2 separate regions of the Homo sapiens genome follow, and region 1 is linked to region 2. Evidence: chromatin loops called from intact Hi-C (ENCODE). Cell type or tissue: CD4-positive, alpha-beta T cell. All regions are shown on one strand. Links, peaks and the distances in the headings refer to the core of each region. The heading gives the core; the rest is flanking DNA.

Region 1 (7,487 bases), core at 1,353-5,352, 240 kb before region 2:
TAGACACACGAAAACGTATTCAACCTCACTCAGTGAAGAAAATCGCAGATGCAAACTATATGAAATACCACTTTTTACCTATCGGTTGCCCCAAATCCAAAAGTTGAACCACATATTCTATGGGAGGAGCTGTGAAGAAATAAGCATTCCCATGCATTGCCAATGGGAAAACAAAATAATACTATCTCTAGGACAGGCATTCCCACTAAGCTGATCAAGTTCTGGGAATTCATCTAATATATAAACATATACACACAAAATTATAAATGTACAAGGTTATTCATTACCACATGGTTTGTCATAGCAAACAGCTGGAAGTAGTTTAATGAACTATGGACTTGAATTACTAGGCAATTGTGACAAAGAGAGAAAATGCTATTCATGTTCTGTCAGAGAAACATCTGTATGCTGTTAAGTGAAAAAGGAATAATGGAAAATAGTGTGTAAGTCAACCATCAGAATCAGCTTAAGCTGGAGGTTTATCAGAACTTCAGAATAAAGGACCCCATCCACAGCTACTAAATCAGAACCTGCATGTTAAAAAGATGCCAGGAATGCACAATCACATATAAGTTTGATAAGCCCTAGAGATAACAGATTCCTTTTTAAGTAAACTGAGGAAGCAAATAAGAATATACATACATATTTTCTTTAAACTGGATAAAGAAACACTGGCAAAGTAAACCAAAAACTAGAAAAAAAATAGACATCTTTGGTAGGTTGACCATACATTCCAGTAAGTCTGGGACTGTCCCAATATATGCCAGTTGTCTCAGCATAATTATTTATAGAACCTCTTTCACTCTCAGTGAAAATGTCTCGGTTTTAATGATTAAATGTCACCCTACCTGGAGAAACTGCATGAACAGAGGAAGGGAGTGTGAATATATATGTACATCTTTTGTTATCACTTATACTTTTAAAAAAGTAAAAGTAATGTATTATTACATTAATGTATTATTAATTCAAAAGCACTTTATTAAGGAAAAAAAATGAAACCAGTCAGGAAAAACAGACCGAGAAGAACCTAAGTAGGCTAAGGATGGAAATGCACGCATAAGCAATGCCTGGAGCAAAAAGAAAAGATGCCTTCATGAGGACTAGGGAGGGAATCAAAGTTAGGAAAGGACAGCTCAGAGGGTGGCATTACAGACACCAACAGAGGAGACTCTCCAAACAAAGACCATGGTTAACAATATATGCAGCAGACCAGGCAAGTAATGCAAAGGCAAAAACATGCACTAGCCTTGACTATGATTTGGTGGCCTTTGCCAGAACTGATTCAGGTGAGTTTAGGTGAGGGAATAAGGTTGCATTCATCAGATTGAAACATAAATGAGAAACACAGAAACAAGTCGGAACTGTCAGTGATTCAACCTAGAAATAAGAACGAGCTGACACAAACAGTTAGGGAAAACTGTTTTGAGGACATGCAGTCCCTCCATTCCTCCACATCGTCAAGGTTTTATTCCTGGATCAAACAGGACCATCAAACCTCAGCGTTTGTTCTCCTGAAAAGCATATGCACTGAGTTCTGCTCTGTAACTGTGTTCTTTGTTTCTACAAAGAAATACTTATAGACAATTTACTGCATTTATTTCAGAATTGTTACTAGAACAATTAGAGATAATATTACAATAACTTGGATAATTCTGCAAAATTAAAAATCCTGCATCTAATTTGCCAACTGCACTATTTTGGATTTGCTACTTCAGTTTTATTTCCCTTAATGTCAATTTTTGCCTATTTCTATTTTTCCATTTTCAAAACATAAACCCTTATAAACTTCAGAAATCCATTTTTAAACAAACTGGGAATAAAGAAACAAGAATCTCACCTGGGATTTGTTCATTTTCCGCTCTTAGTGGAGGAAGGAGAGCTGAAGGATTAGAAAGGAAGAATGTCAGGAGAGCCTTCGCCGGCCTTGCAGTTCGGAGATTCACCTGCCTATACAGGTCCACACACAAGATACTTACGTGTCCATGTGTGGCTCCGATATATGCTGAGCTCAGACATGACACTTTTCACTGAGTGAATGTAAATATTTCTTATTGATTTATTACCAATTTAGGTTCTGTGACACAGAAAAATTAAAAACATGAAAAGATGAGTTTAACAAGTTAACAGTAATCTGAAGGAAAAAACACTATGGGTTTGTCAAAATTCCTTGTAGGGAAAAAAAAAAACTGAGGCCATATTGTTTATCTGTTTACCTGTTAACACCATTAATGCCCTGAGGTTAGATAATGCAAAAGACCTCTAAAAAAAGGGATAGGATGTTAAATGCAAGTTTAAAAATGTTTGTTCTAACTTGCTAACAATTCCTCAAAAGGATCTTTTAATGAGAAACTGTGATATAGAGTAACAAAATGGGCAGCAGTGGCTCGGGAAACTGCAGACTTGACTTCTAATCTCAGTTCTGCCTCTAAGGAATGACAAGATCTGAACTACTCACCTCCTCAAACTCAATTTTGTTTTTCCATCTTTCAAATAAGGTCAAAACAGATAACCCAAGTATGACCTGACTGCACTACCATCCGGCGGGGATATCAGGCCAAGAGAGGAGGAAGCTCAGCAGCTCATCTGGATGTGCCCGGTGTTCGCGGAGGGGTGATAACAGCATTTCTTTCGCTGTGGCCGTGAGCCTTTCACCCGTCCCTGCCCTCAGACTCTCCAGAGGTGACGTTCCTGTTAGCCTGCGCGCCCACCCCTCAGCTCCAGCTCACCTCTCTCTTCTTAAATTTGTCCCAGACCTTGCACCAGCACACAGACTCCGACGGCTTCAGGATACTGTGCCATGATTACACATAATACATAAGCGAACGCGAAACGTGTAAATAATTACTTGGGATAGGAGGGCGGTCAGAGCCAGCAGGGGCCCTGGTGGTCAGCTAGGCCAGCCCCTTCGCTCCTGCACTCCACGGGCAGAGAGGCCCTTGGGGCCGGTGCAGGAGCCGTCTCCCTCGGGCTCTCCCAGGGAACGCACACCCAATAAATACAGCACCTAAACAATGAAAGTGCTCAAAACAACCCCAGGCGGCAAGTATTCCTAATATCCGTAATTTACAGAGAGGAAAACCGAGTCTCCCGTGGATAATTGTGTCTAATTCATTTGTCGCGGACCTGGCGCAGTCGCTCTCCCCCGCAGCCCCGCCTCCTCCCCGCGGGCTCAGGGCACAAAAAGCGCACACGCACACATCAAACGCCATGCGCACGCGCACAACAAACGTCACACGCTACGCACGCGCGTGCTGTCCCCTCCCCGCAGCCAGTTCCCTCCCCTTCGGGCCAGTGCGCATTGCCTACCCCGTGCTACAGGACTTCGCTGAGCGCCAGGCGCAGGGACTGGACGCATACGGACCCCCGGGAGCCCCGGAACTCGCGTTCCCACGCCAGACCTCATCCCCTTCTGACAGAGACGCCCTCGTCCCACCGTCGCCGCAGGCGCCAGGGGTCCCTCCCCACCGCCGAGGTCTAGCCGCCGCCCGCCCGCCTTCAGGGCAGCGCGGGGACCCCCTGGCCCTCGCCCAGTGCTCCGGGGCTCACCCGCCGCTCCTCGCCGCCTCCGGAGGCGAGGGATTGTTTCCCACAAGGGACTGGAGTCCAGGGAAGGACTCGCCTGGAGCGGGAGGCGGGGATGCACATGCGCAGAGGGAGAGGCCGAGCGCCCGAGTTAGGCTGGTGGATGCGATGCGGGGCTTGGAAGCGGCGCTAGACGGTGCCTGTCAGCTCTGGCCGCAACCCTCAGTTGTAAAATGAGGCTGATAGTGCCTACCTAGCAGGGGTTTTATGAGAATTGGAGGCGCTTACGTTGTAAAAGCATTTAAACCGGTGTCTGACACATAAATTGTTCAGTATATTTCTCACAATTATATATCATGCTGGTCATCATAAGGCTCTCCTGCAAAACAGCCTTGTATAGTGGGTTGAGAGATTACTGTCTCAGTTACCCACTCCTGCTTGGAACCAGGATTCTGTCAGTGTCCCCAGAGGTTGTGGATCAAATCAATGTGCCTGTTAGACACAAGCCAAGAGAAGGAAAGGTGTGCTTGAATTCATTCACGATCATGCATGGTAACGTTTAACTGAAAGACTGGAAGAGAAAACTAAAATCTGTGACCAGTATGGTTATTCTCTGGAATAAGGAAAAACAGAAGCTAGCAATTCAAGACCCAAACATAAAATTGTTTATATGTTTAAAAAAAAAAAAGCCGTTTGAGTAACAAATTTGAAGAAGAAAGCACGCACTCATTTCCCAAAACCAACCATACTTTACCCAGAACTACACTACACGTACATTCTTTTACGTGCACATCTGGCATTTTCAGCACACTATGAGCATGTGCGTGTGTTACAACTTTTCATTTAAAAAATCAACTCCTGGGTCATTGTCCACTTTTTTAAACTTTTCATTTGCTCATAATTTCAGATTTACAGAAGAGTTGCAAAATAGTTCCTATATGCCTTTCACCCAGATTCCACTAGTGTTAGTATTTTACATGACCATGGTATATTTATCAAAACTAAGAAAATAACATAGGTACAAGTACTATTAACTGAACTGCAGAGTTTATTCAGACTTAAGCAGTTCTTCCACTAATGCCCTTTTTCTGTTCCAGCAACCAATCAAGGATATTGTCACCGGGGGTCCTTGCTCCCAGAGCTCCCAAGATGGTGGTGGGCTGCTTCCGAGATGGGGGCAAGCCTCATGTTCTCTGACCTGGGGTTCTTGGCCTCATGGATTACAAGGAATGGAATTTTGGGCTATGTGGTGAGTGTTATAGCTCAATTAGAAGCCGTGGGTCACGGAAGAGAACTGTGGAACCCAGTGACTAGTGTTCAGCTCGATTAGGACCAACCTGGGACTTAGCTGTGCAGGAACAATGGCAAGCCTTTAGCCCAACTTGGGAGCAGCAATGGGCACCTCGCTGGATCAGGAGCACAGCGGACACCCTGCCAGATCCGGAGGGATGGAAGTCAGCGGCGGGTCTGCGAAGGCCGCAAACAGCAGCGGTGGACAGCGAGCGAAAGCTCAGCTCAAGCCGTAACAAACACGGACCAGAAGAGAGTGCAGTTGCAAGATTTAATAGAATGAAAACACAGCTCCCATGCAAAGGGAGGGGACCCAAAGTGGGTAGCTGTTGCCGGCTCCAATGCCTGGGTTTCTATCCCGATCATTGTCCCTCCCGCTGTGCTCTTAGGCAATAGATGATTGGCTATTTCTTTACCTACTGTTTTTGCCTAATTAGCATTTTAGTTAGTTCTCTTTACTACCTGATTGGTCGGATGTGAGCTAAGTGCAAGCCCCTTGTTTAAATGTGGATGCAGTCAACTTCTCAGCTAAGCTTAGGGATTCTTAGTCGGCCTAGGAAATCCAGCTAGTCCTGTCTCTCAGTATCACAGTACATTTACTTGTCATGTCTTAGCCTTGGCCAGTTTGTAATAGTTTCTTGCTCCTACCTTGTCTTTCATGACCTTGCTATGAAGATGAAAGCACGCTCTCTTGACTTCAGTCCTCCCACCTTGGCTTCCCAAAGTGCTTGGGATTACAGGCATGAGCAACCACACCCAGCCTATAGTTTAACTTTAAAACAAGAACGATAATGATCCCTTCCTGAAACTAACCCCCTCCTTGTTTGGGGACAAAAACCGTTTTTGTAAAACTAGTGGAAGTCCACAAGTTTAGAATTTTGGTAGGAACCTGAATTCTGTAAGATGCAGGCATAAACTCTAACCAGTTTTTGCTTTTATAATCTGCCTTTTTGTAACTGCTTACTACTCCAGAGTCACATAGCCAGTGGTCACAAGATTTATAACATCTCCAATTGTCACTATAGATAATGTCACTATTGTAAAACCTAAAACTAGTGTTTGAGTTATTTTTCAGACTTTACATTCTGATGGACCAACTGGTGCCACTGGGACCAGTAACCCATAGCAAAAAATGGACTCAGTTGATCCTGTGACCCCCTTCAAGAACCGATTCAACACAAGAAGACAGTTTCAACAGCCCTATGATTTCATCCCTGACCCAGCCAATCACCATTCCCCATTCTCTAGCCTCCTGATGGGCAGGAGGCTAGAGAGGTTCAAAGTTTTTCATCCTTGAAAGACTGTAGCCTCCAAATTCTCAGGAAGGCAGATTTGAGAATTATCTCTTATACTTGCTTGGCCACCCTGCAATTATTAAACTCTTTTTCTGCTGCAATCCTGTCGTTCTCAGTTTATTGGCTTTTTTCTAGGCAGCAGCCAAGAAGAACCCACATGGTAACATTCTCCTGATTAGACTGAGGTTGTGAGTTTTTAGGAAGCACCCCACAAACAGGTTGTGGCTTTCTCATAGTGTGATATCAGATGGCATGATATCAACATGACTTTTTACTGGTTAATTGACCATGATTACATGTATTAAATTAACTGAAATTTGTCCTGAGGCTGCCTCCCTACCTTTAGGGCCGATGTAAGGACTGCAACCTACCTTGGTATGTAAACAAACAAAGCATAGCTTGTTAAACTTTTATAGCTGGCTGAGTCAGCCAGTTACAGAAGCTGAGCTAAAGCCAGTTACAGGCTGCCAACTAATCAGACCATTTCCAAATAAGGCCAAAGTTGAGCTGTAACCAGTCAAGCTGTTTCTGTAGAGCACTTCTGTTTTCTGTCTGTAAATACTCCCTGCCCACTTTATAGAATTCTCTGAACCTCTTCTAGTTCTGAGTATTGTCTGATTCAAGAATCTTTCTTTGCTGAAATGAACTCGGCTAAACTTAATTTTCTAAAATTTGTCTTTTAACACTTGGTTAAGGTGGTGTCTGATAGGTTTCTCCCTATTTTTCCCTTTCCAGTCTATATACAGAAGTGGGTCTACATGTCCAGCCCACACTCAAGGGGAAAGGAAATAAGCTCCATTTTAAATTTGTGGTTATATTTTTAAATTACCACACTGATTAGTAAATTCAGGGAGAGATTCTTTGAGACTATGCAAATACCCTATTTCTACTTTTCTACTGATTTTAGTTATCATTGGTGGATCTTGGCTGCAACCATTACTACTGTGGTGTTCCAAATGGTGATTTGTTGTGTGAACTCTGAAAACTTGAGACAGGTCTCAGTTATTAGAAAGTTTGTTTGCGGCCGGGCGCTATGGCTCACGCCTGTAATCCCAGCACTTTGGGAAGCCAAGGCGGGTGGATCATGAGGTCAGGAGTTCAAGACCAGCCTGACACTCTGTCTTAAAAAAAAAAAAGAAAGTTTGTTTTGCCAAGGTTGAGGATGCAGGCCTGTGACACAGCCTCAGAAGGTCCTGACATGTGCCCAAGATGGTCGGAGCACAGCTTGGTTTTATACATTTCAAGGAAACATGAGACATCAATTAACATATGTAAAATGAACATTGGTTCTGTCCAAAAAGGCGGCAAAAGCGGGACAACTGAAAGCAGGGAGGGTGCTTCCACGTCAAAGGTAGGTAAAAGACAAATGGTTGCATTTTG
Region 2 (7,487 bases), core at 1,919-5,918:
CCAAGGGGACATGGGCAGAGAAGCAAAGGCCCCTTACTCTCCCTCTGTCCATTCCAGTGTGCTGGCCGCAACAGAATGGGAATCCTTCAGTCATCACCTGCTGGAGACTCAGCTTCAGGGATGGGAGCCTGTGTCCAGAAAAACTGGGCTATAGATTGAAGTCTCAGAAGCAGGAAGGTTGGAGATGGGTGGGGCACCAGAGCCCCTGTGGTTATTGCTGATAAGATATGCAGGGGCTACATTCCCCAAGTGTAGATTATTAGTCCTGGGCCCAGGCTGGGCACGGTGGCTGACACCTGTAATCCCAGAATTTTGGGAGGCCTAGGCAGGTGGATTGCTTGAGGCCAGGGAAAACCCCATCTCTACTAAAAATACAAAAATTAGCTGGGCATGGTGGTGCGTGCCTATAGTCCCAGCTACTCGGGAGGCCCAGGCATGAGAATCCCTTGAACCCATGTTGCCATGAGCTGAGATCGTGCCACTGCATTCCGGCTTGGGTGACACAGTGGGACTCTGTCTGAATAAAGAAAAAGAAAAAAAGCAGCAGCCCTGGGCCTGGAATCCCTGGGTGCTATGTGAAAGGCAGGGCAGATGGGGCTCCCTGGGGCTTCCCCAGGGAGAAAAATAACCATGGAAGGGTATAGTAGCCTCCTGAAGGTAATGCCGGGCTCACAAACTCCTTGCTTTGCTTTGTATCTCCAATTGCTGATCTTCAGAACAGACGGGTTGGAGTGGGATAAGGAAGTGAGGTTCTTGTAAAAGAAGTGAAGAGACTCCATGAAGAAAGATGAGGAAAGTGGTGCAAACCTTCCCAGGTCCCAAGACAGCTGGAGACTCCTGCCCATGCTCTAAAGGGAAGGAGCTAGACTCTCCAGGGAAAAAAGCAGACTCCCAGGAGTGAGAGGTGATGGGGGGCAGAGAGGAGCAGACGGCCACATGGCTCAGCCCCTGCCCAGGAAAGTGAGTCCACAGTTCACTAACTATAATCACCATGAACAAGTAGCCATGAACACTATAGTCAGCAAACACACACACAGACACATAACACGAGTTGGAGGAGCCTGCAGGCTGCAGTGGTGAGGCAAGAGATTAGTTGGATCATCAGGTGGAGGAATGGTGTTAGAGGGGACAGGGAAGGGCATGGCAGGACAAAAAAGTTCTTGGCTTCTCTTCTGGAAAGATTTGTTGCTGAAGTGGCTGTTTTCTTAAGCATCAATATTTGCATCTAAAAGTTCAAGCAGCTGCCTTCAGGTTCCGGAGGCTTCCCACTGGAGGGCTGCACTTCATTCAGCTCTCTGCTTTCTGGAGTTTTGCTGCATTTGCAGTGATGAGGTTCTCCACCTGGGCTTCCTCCTCCCCTGGGGTCCCGGGCTTCTGATTGAAACTCCACTTGCATCTGCAACCTAGGATAAGGAAGATCCCAACGGAGAAGAGGACCACAGCACATACCAACCCCTGAATCCTCAGGGTCTGTTAGTCATAATGAAAATGGTCAATTTCCTTCTCCTACTCAGCTGCACTGGCCATGACAATGAGGGCCAACAGGCTGCATAGGAATATCAGCACCACCTCCATGGTGCCTGCACAGCCAGTCCCCTTCCTGAGATGATCCCAGGAGGATGTGTCGAGTCCCAAGGAGCCTAAGAGTGGCATGTCCCTAGTTTTCAATCTCTTTAGGGATAGGATTATGCAAATTGAAAGAAGAGCAAACAATGTTACTGAAATAATCCATGGCATAATGGAACCTGAATGCATTAAAGAAATAATGGAGGGCAGGAGAGGTGGCTCACATCTGTAATCTCAGCACTTTGGCAGGCTGAGGCGGATGGATCAATTGAGGTCAGGAGTTTGAGACCAGCCTGGTCAATATGGTGAAACCTAGTCTCTACTAAAAACAGGAAAAATTAGCTGGGCGTGGTGGCATGTGCCTGTAATCCCAGCTACTGGGGAGGCTGAGGCAGGAGAATCACTTGAATCTGGGAGGCGGAGGTTGCAGTGACCCGAGGTCTTGGCACTGCACTGCAGCCCAGGTGACAGAATGAGATCCAGTCTAAAAAAAAAAAAAAAAAGAAATAATGGAATATTCACAAGTGTCAAGACTGTTTCTTAAAATGCAAAAGCATTAGGCTGGGTGCAGTGGCTCATGCCTGTAATCCCAGCACTTTGGGAGGCCGAAGCGGGCGGATCACGAGGTCAGGAGTTCGAGACCAGCCTGGCCAACACAGTGAAACCCGATCTCTACTAAAATTACAAAAATTAGCCGGGTGTGGTGGCACAAGCCTGTAGTCCCAGCTACTTGGGACGCTGAGGCAGGAGAGTCGCTTGAACCCAGGAGGCGGAGGTTGCGGTGAGCCGAGATCATGTCACTGCACTCCAGCCTGGGTTACAGAGCCAGACTCCATCTCAAAAAAAAAAAAAAAAAAAAAAAACATTATGAGCAGGAAAATAAATTGTGTCTCGAAGTGATAATCATTGTTGTACTTACCATGACTGTCTTCTGAAATGCATCTCAACCCTTGAATAATTTGATTCTTTTACATGGATGGTACTAAATGCTTTTCCAGCATGGGAACAAGTGGGATTATCATCAGTGGTGGTAAAGAAGGGAATAGAAATGGAGAAAAATGCTTCTTTTTTGGTCAGTGGACATTTATTTTTTATTTTTATTTTAACTTAAACTTCAATAGCTTTTGGAGTACAAGTGGTTTTTGGTTATGGATGAATTATAAAGTGGTGGATTCTGAGATTTTAGTGCACCTGTCACCTGAGTAGTGTACACTGTACCTAATGTATAGTTTTTTTTTTTTCATTTTTGAGATGGAGTTTTGCTCTTGTTGCCCAAGCTGAAGTGCAATGGCGCGATTTCAGCTCACTACAACCTCCACCTCTCGAGTTCAAGGGATTCCCCTGCCTCAGCCTCCCAAATAGCTGGGACTGCAGGTGTGTGCCACCACGCCCAGCTAATTTTGTAGTTTTAGTGGAGACGGGGTTTCACCGTGTTACCTAGGCTGGTCTTGAACTCCTGACTTCGTGATCCACCCGCCTCCGCCTCCCAAAGTGCTGAGACTACAGGCGTGAGCCACCGCGCCTGGCCATGTGTAGTTTTTTTAACCTCCGGCCTCCTTCCTACCAGCCCCTTCTGAGTCTCTAAAGTCCATTATATCACTCTGTATGCCTCTGCGTACTCATAGCTTAGCTCCCACTTATAAGTGAGAACCTACGGTTTTTGGTTTTCCACTCCTGTATTACCTCTGCCTGTGAACTTTAAAAAGTTATCGTGATCAAGAGATCCTGCATACTCCTGAAGAATGGAAAATGCATGTTTGCCATGCAAGATGGTATTACGTGGTTTAACAAATAAAATTTGAAGAGCAATTCCGAGTTATCTTTACGACAGCTTACAGGCTGGTAATGCTCATGTCCAGCGTGTTTTCTCACGGTTAGCGTCCAATGGACCAGAAAGGAGCAAGTGAAGCTCTCCACACTGGCGCAAGTGTAGGTGGTGCTGCGGCAGCGTCGCGGGGCCACAGGAACCGACCTCGTCTGGAGAAATTCCACTCGTGAATTCTGCCAAATGAGGAAGTGTTGAGGACGGCCAAATCATCAGGGGGATGTAATTCATGAGAAAGCTGTGTAATTTAAATACTCATAATTTATTTCAGCTAACGAATAAAACTGCAGTACTGCACTTGCCGCATCTGGGAACTAACTGCCCAATGCGGCTGAAACCTCATGCCCTTTCAAAAGGAGTGGCGCGAGGGCTTGTGGGAAATGTAGTCTGCACTTTCTAAGGGAGCGGCGCGAGGGCTTGTGGGAAATGAAGCGTGCACTTTCTAAGGGAGCGGCGCGAGGACTTGTGGGAGATGTAGTGTGCACTTTTCGGCCCCCGTCGCGGGAGCCGCTTCGGGCCTTCTGGGCATGTCTGCCATATGGCTCCAGGTTTGTTTTTCTCCCCGGCACTCTGACGGGGAGGGCTCCCGGCATCTCCTGGCGTCCGGGTAGAGGACGCGGAGGGTGAGTAAGGGAGGGCAGGGGCGAGGGTGGACTGGGGGTTCCGCGCGGCCTGGGGGTGGGAGAGAGGGAACGCCTTTGCCGCCTGGCCTGGGTCCGAATCCTGCCTCGGTTCTTGTGCTCCCAAAGGGAATGCGCAAGTCCCGCGCCTGTGACAAGTGAGGTTGGATTTTCTCTTCCCTGAGGTGAAGGATGCCCGGAGGCCTCCGCAGGACGGCGCAGAAACGGGCCTTCTGCCCAATAGATGCGCGCTTCTCTCATTCTTTCCCCTCAGAATCTCGCTGTCCTCACAACCACCTGTGGTCGGCGTCGCCGCGGTGTCACTGCGATGCCGAGGCGAATGGGGTGGGGGGAAGCGCCCGCGGGGCGGGGAGGGACCCTGCAGGCGCGGACTCCACACCCAGCCTCTGGCCAGCGTCACTCGGCTTGCTGTGTCCTCGCAGGTCGCAGCTTCATTGCCTGATGTCTTCGGGAAGTATTTTGAAGTCATCGTGGCTGTGGATTGGGGAATTTCTTGTTTCCACTGACCTGTGAGGCCGCGCACGCGGAGGGAGGCACCCCAGGCCCTCCGGCACTGTCCAGCCTCGCCTGTGTCCCCATTAGCACCAGTGGGCATTTTCAGAGGGTCCAGCTCATGGCTCAAGTGACAGGAAGATGTAGGAGCTTTCTGTCTTGAATGAGGATTCGAACCAAAGGGCTTAGGCCCAGCTGTCTTGGAGCAAAGCAGCTGTTGTGGGGTAAGAAGGGAAGGGTGGGGGGCGAGGGCCCAGGGGCCCTCCTAGGAGGACACCCAACCCGTTGGGCTGACACCTCACTAGAGATCTAGAGCACGGGTGGGAGGAGCAGAGGCTCGATTTGTGTCCTTTCCAGACCCCCACAGGCTGGGAGCTTTGTGCCCATTCAGATGTGGGGGCAGAAGAGGGCAAGGCCGAAGGAGCAGACAGCACCGCTTCTTGGGGAGTTGTGAAGGCATCATGCGGAGGGAAGAGCTTAGCAGCCAAGTGGAGGACAGCACCCTCCATGCCTGGATTCGTTACTCGCTCGTTCTAGATGCTGAGCTGCTGGCGCACTGCAGCACAACTAGAGATGTACGGATGCCCCCATCTTGATCTTACAGAATCAGAGGTACAGCCGCGAGAAAGGTCTGTAAGTTATCTATTTACGCTTTATTTAAAAGATGGGATGGGGTGGGGTGGACAGGAAACGAGCTTAACGTGTTAAGTTACTGATGACATTGACACATTTTGTTGTGGCAGAGTCAAGAACAGACAGAGTCGCTTGAGGACTCAGGAGGGTGTTTGCTGCGTTGACAACAGAGTAAGTAAAAATCAGTTTGCTTTTTTAAATCCAAAGATTGTTTTGAGAACCTCAAATCAAGTTAGAGCAAGTTCGTTTTCCTTCCAAAAAAACTGGGCTGGGCTGGGCACGGTGGTTCACGCCAGTAATCCCAGCACTTTGGGAGGCTGAGGGGGGTGGATCAAGAGGTCAGGAGTTCGAGACCAGCCTGGCCAACATGGTGAAACCCCGTCTCTACTAAAAATGCAAAAAATTAGCCGGGTGTGGTGGTGCGCACCTGTAGTCCCAGCGACTTGGGAGGCTGAGGCAGGAGGTTGCGGTGAGTCGAGATCATGCCATCGCACTCCAGCCTGGGCAACAAACAGGGCAGGACTCTGTCTCAAAAAAGCAAACAAACAAACAAAAAAAACTGGGCTGAAAAATACCACATCGCTTTTTTCAAAACCTTGTTGGGATTCTCTGGTTTGTAATAAAGATTAAAACCTGAGTATTTTTGTTTAGCATCAGTTTTAATGAAAGTATTATGTTCCACTCTTTGGCTTTTCCTAACTTGCTTAATTAGTTTAATATATCGGTTTGCATACTCTGTTAGAGTACAGCATAAATTGTTTTTAAGTCAGTAGAAAACAAACGTTTTTACATTTGAAAACTAATGAGTCCAAGCAGTACATAATCATGCCAGAGTCATGCATGGGCGTGTGAGTATCTCCCTTTCAGAGATGTTTTGCCGGCTGCGAAGTGGACCTTTTAAGGCAAGTGACATCACTCATGATCTTTTCTTATTTCTCAGCTACACCCTCACAGTTTGCTCTGCTCTTCCAACACCAGTGGAAGATGATCACATCCCAGGTAAGTTGTTTATTTTTTCACCGTTTTGCTTAAAAGTAATTATTGAGGTTTAAAAAATGTCTATACATTCATATGAAAGTAGAAATAACATCAGGGAAAATATAGAGGAGAGGTCACATTACATTTCATGGGTCAAATGCAGCCTGCCGCATGTTTTTTTATGGTCCACAAACGAAGGATGGTTTTTATATTTTTAGGTGGCTGAGGGAAAAAAAACAAGAATTATATGAAATTCAGATTTCATTATATATAAAGTTTTATTGGGACTCAGCTATACTCATGTATTTATGTGTTGTCTGTTGGTACTTTCATACTATGAGGGCAGAGTTGACTGGTTGCAGCAGAGACTGTAATGGCCCACAAGCCTAAAATATTTACTGTGAGACCCTTTACAGAAAATGTTTGCTGATTTCTGATAAAGAGTTGATGAAGAGTAAAACAAAAATGTCATGTAAGTGAATGCAGATCTTGTGATCTCACAGAGTTGTGAAACTGGAACATAAAACAGTTTGTCAATGGGCTTTATTAGGTGACACTGTGAAACTTCTGATGACAATCTTGCAGTTACATGAAAAAGTAGTACAACGAAGTGAATAATTCATGTGCAGTCCAGGGGAAAACTTAAGCGATATCAAGAGAAAGTATGTGATTAAAAAATTCAAATAGGCCGGGCTAGGTGGCTCATGCCTATAATCCCAACACTTTGGGAGGGCGAGGTGGGTGGATCATGAGGTCAGGAGTCCGAGACCAGCCTGACCAACATGGTGAAACCCCGTCTCTACTAAAAATACAAAAATTAGCTTGGCATGTTGGCGTGCACCTGTAATCCCAGCTAGTCAGGAGGCTGAGGCAGGAGAATCGCTTGAACCCAGGAGGCGGAGGGTGCAGTGAGCCGAGATTGAGATTGCACCACTGCACTCCAGCCTGGGTGACAGAGTGAGACTCTGTCTCAAAAAAAAAAAAAAAAAAAAAAAAAAAAAAATCACATGAATTGTGTAGCATTAGGACTTATGGTTGTTTAAAGAAACAGTCCTGGTAGGCTAGGGTGATCATGGGTTGTTAGGATGTGGCAGGCTTTGTGACAGCCCTAGAGACTGGGCAGAACTGGAATATTTGCAATAACTTTCAAGAGATTCTACCTAAAAAAAAAATTATGGTAAAATACACATCACATGAAATTCACAATTAAGCCATTTTAAAGTATAGAATTCAATGACTTTAGTACGTTCACAATGTTGTACCACCATAACCACCATTTATTTCTGGAATATTTTCATCACACCAAAAGGAAACATAGTACCCTTAATAAGCAGTGTTGTAACTTAATAAGC

Evidence for each region. A loop is a pair of places that touch in the nucleus more often than their neighbours do. Peaks named below come from ENCODE experiments on the same cell type or tissue, not always from the same donor. Only the 100,000 strongest peaks of a DNase experiment are listed, where the experiment ranks them.
Region 1: a loop joins it to region 2, with 6 times the contacts of the local background. A loop is called at or near these places in 49 of 110 quality-filtered maps.

The regions. Positions count from the first base shown.
Region 1 is chr10:37,854,459-37,861,945 of GRCh38, forward strand. ZNF248 (zinc finger protein 248) reads right to left here and starts at 3,152. Exons shown (of 6, transcript NM_021045.3): 1 at 2,727-3,152; 2 at 1,977-2,074; 3 at 1,838-1,879. The coding sequence starts at 1,852. ZNF248-AS1 (ZNF248 antisense RNA 1) reads left to right here and starts at 3,291. Exons shown (of 2, transcript NR_186559.1): 1 at 3,291-4,043; 2 at 4,620-6,208. RefSeq lists an enhancer at 2,645-2,704 and silencers at 3,022-3,398, 3,095-3,644. In CD4-positive, alpha-beta T cell, for the core only: no CTCF peak of the experiment used is centred there; DNase peaks (open chromatin) are centred at 2,583, 3,213 and 3,673; H3K4me3 peaks cover 1,992 bases; H3K27ac peaks cover 1,461 bases.
Region 2 is chr10:38,090,477-38,097,963 of GRCh38, forward strand. ZNF37A (zinc finger protein 37A) reads left to right here and starts at 3,861. Exons shown (of 8, transcript NM_001324250.3): 1 at 3,861-4,014; 2 at 4,455-4,748; 3 at 5,062-5,153; 4 at 5,268-5,328; 5 at 6,098-6,156. The coding sequence starts at 6,142. It also overlaps the pseudogene FXYD6P2. RefSeq lists an enhancer at 3,815-4,004. In CD4-positive, alpha-beta T cell, for the core only: no CTCF peak of the experiment used is centred there; DNase peaks (open chromatin) are centred at 3,815 and 4,335; H3K4me3 peaks cover 1,885 bases; H3K27ac peaks cover 418 bases.